Regions from separate parts of the Homo sapiens genome. Here region 2 is linked to region 1. Evidence: read pairs that join two places in POLR2A ChIA-PET (ENCODE). Cell type or tissue: OCI-LY7. All regions are shown on one strand. Each heading gives the region's core, and the rest is flanking DNA. Links, peaks and the distances in the headings are about the cores only. Region 1 has its middle 340 kb from the start of ZWINT. Region 2 has its middle 270 kb from the start of ZWINT.

Evidence for each region. Peaks named below come from ENCODE experiments on the same cell type or tissue, not always from the same donor. Only the 100,000 strongest peaks of a DNase experiment are listed, where the experiment ranks them.
Region 2: POLR2A ChIA-PET joins it to region 1 with 11 read pairs; 3 of 35 experiments call an interaction of 5 or more read pairs at or near these places.

The regions. Positions count from the first base shown.
Region 1 is chr10:56,694,584-56,699,976 of GRCh38, reverse strand. No RefSeq gene overlaps it. Among named protein-coding and RNA genes, the nearest start is that of ZWINT, 340 kb to the right of the region's middle. In OCI-LY7, for the core only: no CTCF peak of the experiment used is centred there; no DNase peak of the experiment used is centred there.
Region 2 is chr10:56,631,798-56,637,190 of GRCh38, reverse strand. No RefSeq gene overlaps it. Among named protein-coding and RNA genes, the nearest start is that of ZWINT, 270 kb to the right of the region's middle. In OCI-LY7, for the core only: CTCF peaks have their summits at 4,299 and 4,499 (motif pointing left); DNase peaks (open chromatin) are centred at 2,220, 2,910 and 4,480; H3K4me3 peaks cover 819 bases; H3K27ac peaks cover 4,608 bases.

The sequences.
Region 1 (5,393 bases), core at 283-5,282:
TTATGTATACTGTGTTGTGATTTGCTTATGCTTAACATATGTTTATTTGCATCACTGTTCAGAAGAAGTACTGTCTAATCATTTTCCTTTTTGGTAATATGCTTGTTCAGTTTATAATATCAAGATAATGTTCTCATAAAATAAGTTTAGCTGTGTCCCCTTTCTTTCTATTTTCTGTTTTATAATGTATTATTTCTTCCTTAAGTGGCTAACAGTATTCACCGGTAGTCATCTTGTCATGGAGTTTTCTCTATGGCACTTTTGTTCTGTTTTGTCCTATTTTTTTTTCTTTAATTTATTTTAAAAACATTATATTTTAAAGCATCATTATTTTAAAAACAATTTACAAAACTAACCCTTAAATTATTCTATTGTCATAGAACTACAGGTGTCCATTTTAATATTGGGAAACAATCATTAGTACATGCTTTTAATGTGAATTAAAGCCTGCATTATTTACATTTTCAGATAGCTGCCATAGAAACACAGACAAATGTAACCCCCATGTCTTTTTTTTCATACAGCTGCATTTGCACCAAACTTGTTCATAAAACCATTTCAAAGCTATCAATAATTAATTTAAATAATTTATATACATGCTTCAAATTCACATTAAATTTTATTTAGCAACTACAAAAATATATCTATAAACACTACTGGAAGCCCTGAAATCCTTTCACTCTACTTATGCTAAAATTTGAATTTGTATTTTGCTGTATCAGTTGCCAGCCTGGCTTCAGCATTCCATAGTAGAGAGCTGATATTTGGAATTCGTGGACTCTATTGATTCATATCAGCTTTTTTAAAAAATAACGTACATATTTCTGCATCTTTGCACTTTTAGTCTGTTAGGGTTTTGATATTTAAAACATTTCTATCATAAACTAACACTGTCGCATCATAATTTTTGTTTACAAAATTCTTTCTTTATATACTGTAAAACTTTTAGAAAAGAATAGCTTTAATTTAGCCTCTGATCCTATCAATATATAGAGTTTTGTAAAGGGAAGACTTCAGAAACTATCAAAATTAGAATGACATAAAGTTCAAAGAAAAAACAAAAAGCAGAGCTCAAAAGATATTTTGCACATTTCCATGTCTTTGCTTCTTATAACAAAGAAGACAAAATTGTAACACAAGTCATAAGAAAAAAATGGCTTTTATTCCCTCTTGCCTGAAGCGATTGGTTTGAAAGTTGAGCTTTGAAGCAGACGCTTTCTAAAGCATTTATACTGAAAATAAAGAAAAATATATGTATTGTGCAATATCTTTCTAATTGTAGTATATTTCTTTTATAAAAAATGTCACACTACATAAGACTTAAAAGTCAAATTAACCCCACATAAATTTGAGTTGAAGGCAGTGATTTTCCCACCTAATTTCAATACATAATATACAGGCAATAAAATCTTCAAAGGTGGTTTCTAAAGGAATGATTTCCTTTGAGTTGTGTTAGTAATAAAAATGGCCTTCATTTGCTTCCAGTAAACCCAGAGGCAAAAGTCACTCCTAACACATAGAAATTTTTGATTATCTCTTGAAGGCAAGAATGACACATTGTTAGTTCTCACCTGTCAAGCATACAGTAAATTCATAAATGATGCTTTAATAATGCTAAATTATTAAAGCAGGTATAGAGATATAGCAGAAAGAACTGGAAAGCAGGAAAAAGGATTGTGGTTCTGGATTTGCTACTCGTTATTGGGTACTTACATTTCTGAGTCACTTAATGTCTCCCTGCCTCTTGATGTTGGTTAGATATCAAGGTTCCACTGATGATTTCTAAGGTCCCTTCTAGTAAGAACACCAGTTGACAAGGGACTCATTTACAAATTCAAGCATGCAAAAGGAAGTCACTTCTAATTTTTATATCTTGAACTTAATACTTTAGGCCTATTCTGCCTGATCTAACCTAGGTTAATTCCAGGTAAAACATTTTAGGTTAAGTTTAAATGCAGTTCCTAAGGGATTTTTTTCCTTTTCATCATTGTTCCTTGGTTGACCTCTATATTTTCATAAATTTAGCTGCATTGTCTGATCATTTGTTGGTGCCTCTCAGTGCCATGATCTGCAAAGGTGTGTACATCCTTCAGTCTGGATGTTGCCATTGCTAGCCTTCATACTGATATCCTCTGAAATACCTGCATCTTCATTTCCATAGCTCCCTCTTGTTACATTTCTATTTTACTAATACAATATGTTCATGTCAGCTGGATTTTGTCTCTTCTAACAAATGAAAATATGTTGGGGTCATAGGAAAATCCACCTGCTCCCTCATGTCATTCTAGAAACAGGAGAAGCTTTGTTGGCTGCCTCAACCTCATCTTACATAAAACTCATTTTTTTTTTTTTTGAGTCAGAGTCTTGCTCTGTTACCTAGGCTGGAGTGCAGTGGCTGATTTTGACTCACTGCAACCTCCGCCTTCCAGGTTCAAGCGATCTTCCTGCCTCAGCCTCCTGAGTAGCTGGGATTACAGGCACATACCACCATGCCAGGCTAGTTTTTGTATTTTTAGTAGAGACGGGGTTTCACCATGTTGTTCGGGCTGGTCTCGAACTCCTGACCTCGTGACCCTCCTGCCTCTGCCTCCCAAAGTGCTGGGATTACAGGCGTGAGCCACCACGCCCGGCCCATACAACTCACTTCTATACATCTTCCCAGTGAATGTCCATGTAGCTACTTGAGAAGCAGACAGATGTCTGCTTCTCATATGTCAGATTCTCTGACCTACCTGGAAATTGTTTTGTATCTCCTCACCGAGACAGGAATACAATCTAACGAGTGGACAGGCTGAAGATTTTCTTCAGAGAGACACCTCAGGGTCCTAATTTATTGCTTTGTTTTCTTTTATACTCTTTTTAATTTTTAATTTTCCCTTAGCTTATAGATTTTTTTTTTTTTTTTGAGACGGAGTTCCACTCTTGTTTCCCAAGCTGGAGTTCAATGGTGTGATCTCAGCTCCTCCGCTTCCCGGGTTCAAGCGATTCTCCCGCCTCAGCCTCCCGAGCAGCTATGATTACAGGCGCATGCCACTATTCCTGGCTAATTTTTTGTATTGTTAGTAGAAACGGGGTTTCACCATGTTAACCAGGCTGGTCTTGAACTCCTGATCTCAGATAATCCGCCAGCCTTGGCCTCCCAAAGTGCTGGGATAACAGGCGTGAGACACCGGGCCCGGCCTAGAATTTTAAATTACAGTTGTTTGTGCTTAAGAAGGAGGAAGGTCAAAAAGATCATGTCAGGTATTCTCTACATAATCATTAAGACAGAGCTTTATTTAGCCCATGATGTTCAGGATTTGAAATGTACTTTTTTTTTCCCTAAAACTACTGACATATTCCAAAAAGTACTGCCATTTTGAATTTCAACAGCTTGTTGCATTTTTTTTCCTACTTTGTCCTGAGAATATTAAAGATGGGTGGGTGGATTTGGCTTCTTGGGCCTGAGGAAGTCCAAATGCACAAAATAACCAGCATGTACAAATGTGCTAGGTAATAGCAAAACTATTTTTCTGCAAATAACTTGCAATGAAATTTTTTCCCTCAGTTTTTAAAGCATGATGCTTTTGGCTAGTGATTATTATTTACTTCATATACACACAAAGTTGATTAAAGTACAGAGTTATACATATATATTTATATATTTTTAATTCTGGAAAATTCTGAGTGTATTAAATGCTGGGAAGTTCTGCATGTACTTGGCTGGGAAATTCTGTGTACTTGGCTCTTTCCAAAAAGAGAAAAGAACTGTGTGCATTGTTTAATATTCCATTTCTGAAATACCCTGATTCATAGATCTGTGTTTCAGGAAAACATAGTAATGATTTGGGCTTGAAATGTTGCCTTTCAATAAACAATGTCAAAAGTAACTCACAGCAACCCCTTAAAGCCCAATATGTTATCAAAGTTTGTTCATTAAGTCCATAAATATGGGCATTAATGAAAGCCTTTACCAAACTATAATCAGAATTGTAAAACACTGAGGAATCTTATTTATAAAAATGTTGTTGTCAAATAACAGAGTAAGCTATAAATTATTCATGGACTATTGAGCATAACAAGTATCTGATATTACTCAATAACTAGGGACATTTTAATATAGGGGAAGCTCCCATTATGTTTTGTAATTGAATATTTGTTTTATGATATTTCATTATATTGGTTCATTGTTAATGCTACGAGATGACTATTCTCAGAAGAAATAAACTTTCACCATGGATTGGGAATTAGAAACAATAGAAAGAATGATAAAATAAATAAATTCATCATAAGAACTGAAATGGATTTTGGTTTTCAAAAATAAAGCTTGATTTCTTGTCAAACGTTTGTAGGTTTCTTGTCATGATGTGTTAGAAAGTCCAGTAACATTTTCCAAATTTTTCTGGAAACAACACTTTATGCATCATCATTATCACTAGGCATTATGATTGACAGATTATAATATTGTAACCAATGAGTCAGATAAAATATACATGAATACTAATCGAAGAATCAATTTTGTTATCATTTGAAACAAAAGAAATAAAAGAGAATGAATATAATCATTTTATACAGAGGAACCATACACGTAATTTTTTAAATAACTTAAAAGATTATTATTTAAATATTTTTATTTAAATATATTTTCAAATGAGAATGTTTATTCCTAAAATAATGAAAAATAAGCTACCTTCCATTTGCTTGCTCAATATTTTAAATAAAAACAAGTGCATTACTTGAAAAAGAACTGAGTCTAAACACTCTTTTGATATATATGTGTGAGGTAATATCTCCAATCTGTCTTACTACGAGCACAAAGGTTTATTTTAATTTTCCTACTCACTGCCAATGTTTTCTCCATTTTAAAAATTTTCTCCTTTGTAAGTACAAGCATATTACATGATTGTGTATAAAAACTGAAAATGAGTATAAACTCAAATTCAAATTTAAATTAATTAAAATTATATAAAATTAATCTGTCACACTAGTCACATATCTAAGGCTCAATAACTGCATGTGATTTTGGCAACTGTAATAGTGCATATATAAAAAATTTCATTATTGCTGATGGTTCTATTGTATGATGCTACCTTAAACAATTTTGAAACTATTTTTAATGATTGCATAACATCCCATTATGTTGTTGCATCCTAATTATTTAATTAGTCCTACATTGCTGTATATTTTCAGTGCTTGCATAGTGACATCTTTAGTTCTTTTTGTTGATATGGTAGTTGTGGTTGTGGTCGTGGTTTTGTTATTAGATATGATGCAATTGTAAATCATATATAACATTTTTTCATTTTTATTTTAGAAATGTTCTTACATTAACACTTTTTACTTCTGCATTCACAACTGAAGTTTCTGTAGCAGAAGTATTGGCTATGGTACAGAAGTCTAAAGAACTACAACTC
Region 2 (5,393 bases), core at 162-5,161, 63 kb after region 1:
GAAAAAATAGCTCAACATCACTGATCATTAGATAAATGCAAATCAAAACTACAATGAGATACCATCTCATGCCAGTCAGAATGGCGATTGTTAAAAAGTCAAGAAACAAGAAATGTTGGTGAGGTTGCAGAGAAATAGGAACACTTTTACATTTGTTGGTGGGAATGTAAATTAGTTCAACCATTGTGGAAGATGGTGAAGATTCCTCAAAGATTTAGAGCCAGAAATACCATTTGACCCAGTAATCCCATTATTGGGTGCATACTCAAAGGAATATAAATCATTCTATTAAAAAGCTACATGCACGTGTTTGTTCCTTGCAGCACTATTCACAGCAGCAAAGACATGGAATCAACCCAAGTACCTATCAATAACAGACTGGATAAAGAAAATGTGGTACATATACACCATGGAATACTATTTAGCCATAAAAAGAAAGGAGGTCATGTCCTTTGCAGGAACATGGATGAAGCTGGAAGCCATTATTTTCAGCAAACTAATGCAGGAACAGAAAACCAAACACCGCATGTTCTCACTTATAAGTGGAAGCTGAACAATGAGAACACATGGACAAGGGGAGGGGAACAACACTTACTGGGGCCTGTTGGTGGAGGATGGTAGGGAGAGAGCATTAGGGAAAAGAGCAATGCACCCTGGGCTTAATATCTGGGTGATGGGTTGACAGGTGCAGCAAACCATCATAGCACACGTTTACCTATGTAATAAACATGCACATCCTACACATGTATCCCGGAACTTAAAAAAATAAAATAAGATAATTATGATTTTTTAAAAAAAATGTCATAGAACTCGGTGGCTCAGACAATAGGAATTTATTCCTCACACTTTTGAAGGCTAGGAAGTTTAAGATCAGGGTGACAGCATGGTGGGTTCTGTTGAGGGCCATCTTGCTGGCTTGTAGATGTTTGCCTTCTTGATATATCCTCACATGAGGGAGAGAGAGCAAGAGCAAGCTCTCCAGGCTCTTCTTATAAGGGCACTATTCCCATCACGAGGATCTCATCCTCATGACTTAATCTAAACCTAATTACCTCCAGAAGACCCCACCTCTTAATACTATCACATGGGGGATTAGGGCTTCAACATACAAATGGGTGTTTGCAGCAGTCCTTCAGCACAAATATAAAAGAACGGCTTGAGAAATGGGTTTCTAAAACTAAAATGTTTCATCTAAAAGGCTGAGATAATTTCCTACATACAAACATTAATCATAATACATGCTAAATCATCAGGCATGATAAAAGCTGTATTTTATGATTTATGATAATTAGTTTAGAGAACTGAAGGGTATAACTAAACTTCTGACAAGGACTTAAAACTAGCTAAGTTCATTTTATTTTCAGATCCTAAATGCAAGGCATAAGGTTAAAAAAACTAGCTAAATTGATTTAAGTATTGTTGTAAGATCCTTATTTTTAAGTCATGAAGCATCAAAATCACAGTGTGATTTGATATACTCCATAAAAGATAAACAAATTACTGAACAAACCAAGTAAGAGAAGTTTGCTTTCCTCTATCTTTTACCCTTTTCCCTGGTCATCATCATATTCCCATAAGATCCAAAGTGTTCTTTTTTTATTTTTATTTTTTGCCTTTTCAGTCCTCCTTATAAGAGAATTAAAATAATATTAATAGTTTGCATGGCCGGGCGTGGTGGCTCACGAATGTAATCCTAGCACTTACGGAGGCCGAGGCGGGCGGATCACCTGAGGTCGGGAGTTGGAGACCAGCCTGGCCAACATGGAGAAACCCCGTGGAGAAACCCCATCTCTACTAAAAATACAAAATTAGCCAGGCGTGGAGGCGCATGCCTGTAATCCCAGCTACTCGGGAGGCTGAGGCAGGAGAATCGCTTGAACCTGGGAGGCGGAGGTTGTGGTGAGCTGAGATCGCCCCATTGCACTCCAGCCTGGGCAACAAGAGCAAAAACTCCGTCTCAAAAAAAAAAAAAAAAAAATTGCTTGCATTAGGGTTTTTGTTTTTGTTTTTGTTTTTGTTTTTTTGCCTAATATTAAACCTAATGGCAAAAACTGCAATTACTTTTGCGCCAACCTAATAATAACTGTAATAACTCTAGCTCACCTTCCTCAATCAAAATTAGCTAGAAAAATCATATTCTCCCTTCCTGACTAAACGGAGTAACTGAAATATCTCATGCATATGGCTGGCAAATGGCTTTGACTCTCATTTTGTCTCAGATCCTGTGGCTTGCCACTTCTTCATAGACTATAATCCATTCCTTTTCTATGAATAATTTTTTACTGAGATGGCTTGGCCTCACATATGTTGACATGTATATTAGGATGACATGGAGCTTTGCTATTCTTGAATTTTGCAGAGCTAAATGTAGGCTCCCATTCTAAATGTGATGTTACTAAGAAGGTAGGTATCTTCCTTTATCAGGTGTGGCCCCTTCATGTGCTTTTCCTACCATTTAATAGAGACCCAGAGACACAGTTCTTTGACACCACCTTTCCTTTATCTTCTTGTGTCCAAGCCTTTTTTACAAGTCACTATCAACTGGGTCAGAAGACAATCTGAGTGACACACGCACACAAAAGTACTCAAAATTGCCTCTCCCTTTCAACCGTTTTTTCCATTGTTTGTACCAGACTTCTGAAATTTTCTCCCTCCGCCTGAGTTCCTGCTTTATTAGGTAAACCTTTCCGAGGGGCTAAGTGGTAGTAAAATCAGCCCAGTTGTCCCATAGAGCTGATGTTTATGGTTCATTCTGAATAAACATAGAAATTTACCTTCCAAGTCTTAAAACTTGAGAAAGTTGCATTTGTCTTTTTAGAGTTCCTATCAGGCCTTCTAGAGAGTATCAAGGAACTGAAACTTACCAGATCACTGCATCTAGACAATGAGACAGCAGATGGCTCACCTGTTTTTACTGCCTAAACAACCACCTGCTTGCTATTGACCAACTCCTCTCTTCCTTACCACTTCCTAATTCTTGTTTTCCCCACATGTAATTACATTTCTTTCCTGATATATGAACCTCTCATTTTAGTTGTTAGAGAAGACGTACTTGAGACTGATCTCTTGTTCTCCTCAGCTGCAGCACCCAATTAAAGCCCTCTTATCTAGAGATACTCTTTGACTTAGTGATTGGCATTGTGTGTACTGAGTAGCAGGACCTAGAATGAACCCCTGGCATTTCTGTAACAGCAGCTCTTATTGATTTATTAATTAGAGGTATTTTTCCTGAAGGTCTCATCTTGAGTGCTGGTGAATCTGGTTGTTTCTATGCAACTCCTTGATGGAAAAAAAAAAAAAAAACCTAATGACATGCCTGAAAATTGAGTTTTAACATTTTTATTCTTTTCAATTAATTCAGTAAGTGGGCAGTTCTATTATTGGGATAAGTATTAGATACATCTGATTATGCTATGGTTATAAAGCTTGAGTGATTTCTGTGTGAAACTCTCACAGCGCAGACATTGCTAAAATATGAACCAGGCCACTTTGCCAATTATTGAACTATTTCCATGAGCTTTATGTAAAACTAATAGATAAAATTCCATGATTTTAAATTGTCTATCATACCATGTAAAATAAAATAAAATTATTTTAAATTCAAATAATATTGTAAGTAAAAAAACACACTATTTTATAAGCCCTTATCATTTATACTGTTTTTGACCATCACCTTTAAAAGAATAACTGTAGGCCAGCCTTATTATTCTTCATATTGCTAATAAGAAAACATGGGACACAGAGAAGTTAAAGGAGACACCTCAGATCACATAGAAATTTAATGGCAGAACTAGAACGGAGACTAGTGTTTCTGAATTTCTAGCGTCTTCATTTTTGGTCTATGGAGGGGTGCTGTTTCTTATTAAAAAGGACAACATAGTTATCCCATTTATTAATTAGCCTGCTATAACTTACATTCTAACAGATTCAATTTGGAATTTCTCATGGATTAAATAAAAAATGTTACTTAACATAATTTAAATTATCTATTAGCAACTTTGAGGGTGTTGTTTCCTCAAGTCCACAAAGCAAATCTCTTGCAAAACTGCTAAATGAGAAAAGATCACAGATTTTCAGATCACTGTCAATAGTGTAGTCTCACATAGATTTTTTTTGGGGGGAATTAAAATATATGTATAAAGACTTAAACATCCCTCTAAATTTAGTCTTTCACCAAATGTTTACTGTGTGCCTACTATGATACAGACATATTCTAGGTGCTAATAACACTTTATACAGAAAAGAGAAGGCATCTTAGCCTTCATGCAAATAATATTCTAGAAGGTGAAGGCAGACGATAAGATAAGGATGTAAAATGTACAGTATGTTATATGGTTATAAATACTGTGGACACACAAAAAAGGAAGGGGATAGGAATTGTTGTAGGTTAGAGATTGGGGGACCACCAACGACCACATGGAGAAGATGAGTCATGGTGAAAGTGATGAGCAACATGAGACTATGGGTCACCTGTGCCATCTGTGGGCAAAGCCTAAAAGTGTGGCTCATGTGTACAAGGGACATCAAACAATCTTTGGATGGATTGAAGCATAAAATGAGGAAGAGATAGTTTTAAAAAGGTGGCAGAGGACAAGATCATGTAGAATATTTTGGGTCACAATGGGAATTCAGGGTTTAATAAAAGTGAGTGGTGTGGGAGTAGAAGGGTGGCTTTCAGTTTTAAGAAGACAACTCTAGCTGCAATATTGAGAATAAACTCCTGGACATCCAAAGCAGAAGCAGGGAGTTCTCTGTTTTTTACTGTGCTGAAGACAGACATTTCTATTATTGGGTGATTTACATGGCAATCAAAACCTGTATGCAACAGTAGTGTACTGTTATTAAAGATCAGTGGAATTCTGTGCTAAGTGGCAGAATCTGTCATGGGAGGTACTAGATGGATTTTGGTACTCTTGGTTGTCAGGTCCTTTTGATCAATTGTTGGCAAATGATCCCAGAGCTGCAGTGAGGACGAGGAAGAGGTGCTGAATTAGTACAGTCACTTAGGAGTTGAAGTGAATTCACTCAAAAACCAAATTGACTTTCAAATAGTGGGATCTATTAGGCAGTAATGATTTCAGTGTAGGCAGAGTTTTTCTAGGCTGGAAGGTAGAGATTGTGTTACAGCATAAAAATAACAGGTATTCAGAAGGTCCAAGACAATCTTTTGAGAGTTGCCCAAATTTTTCTGGAACCACTGCCAAACCATTTAGAGTTAACAGAAGGGTTATTTTCAGATACTACATTTTTATTCTTGCAAAATAGCTCTGTTCAAAACATGGCTCAGTTCTCAGGAGAGCCTTTAAAATATAACTATTATTTTTACTCCCATGGTCAATGACAAGAAATGAACAGTCATAATCACTGAATAAATAATATGTACAAAGGATCAA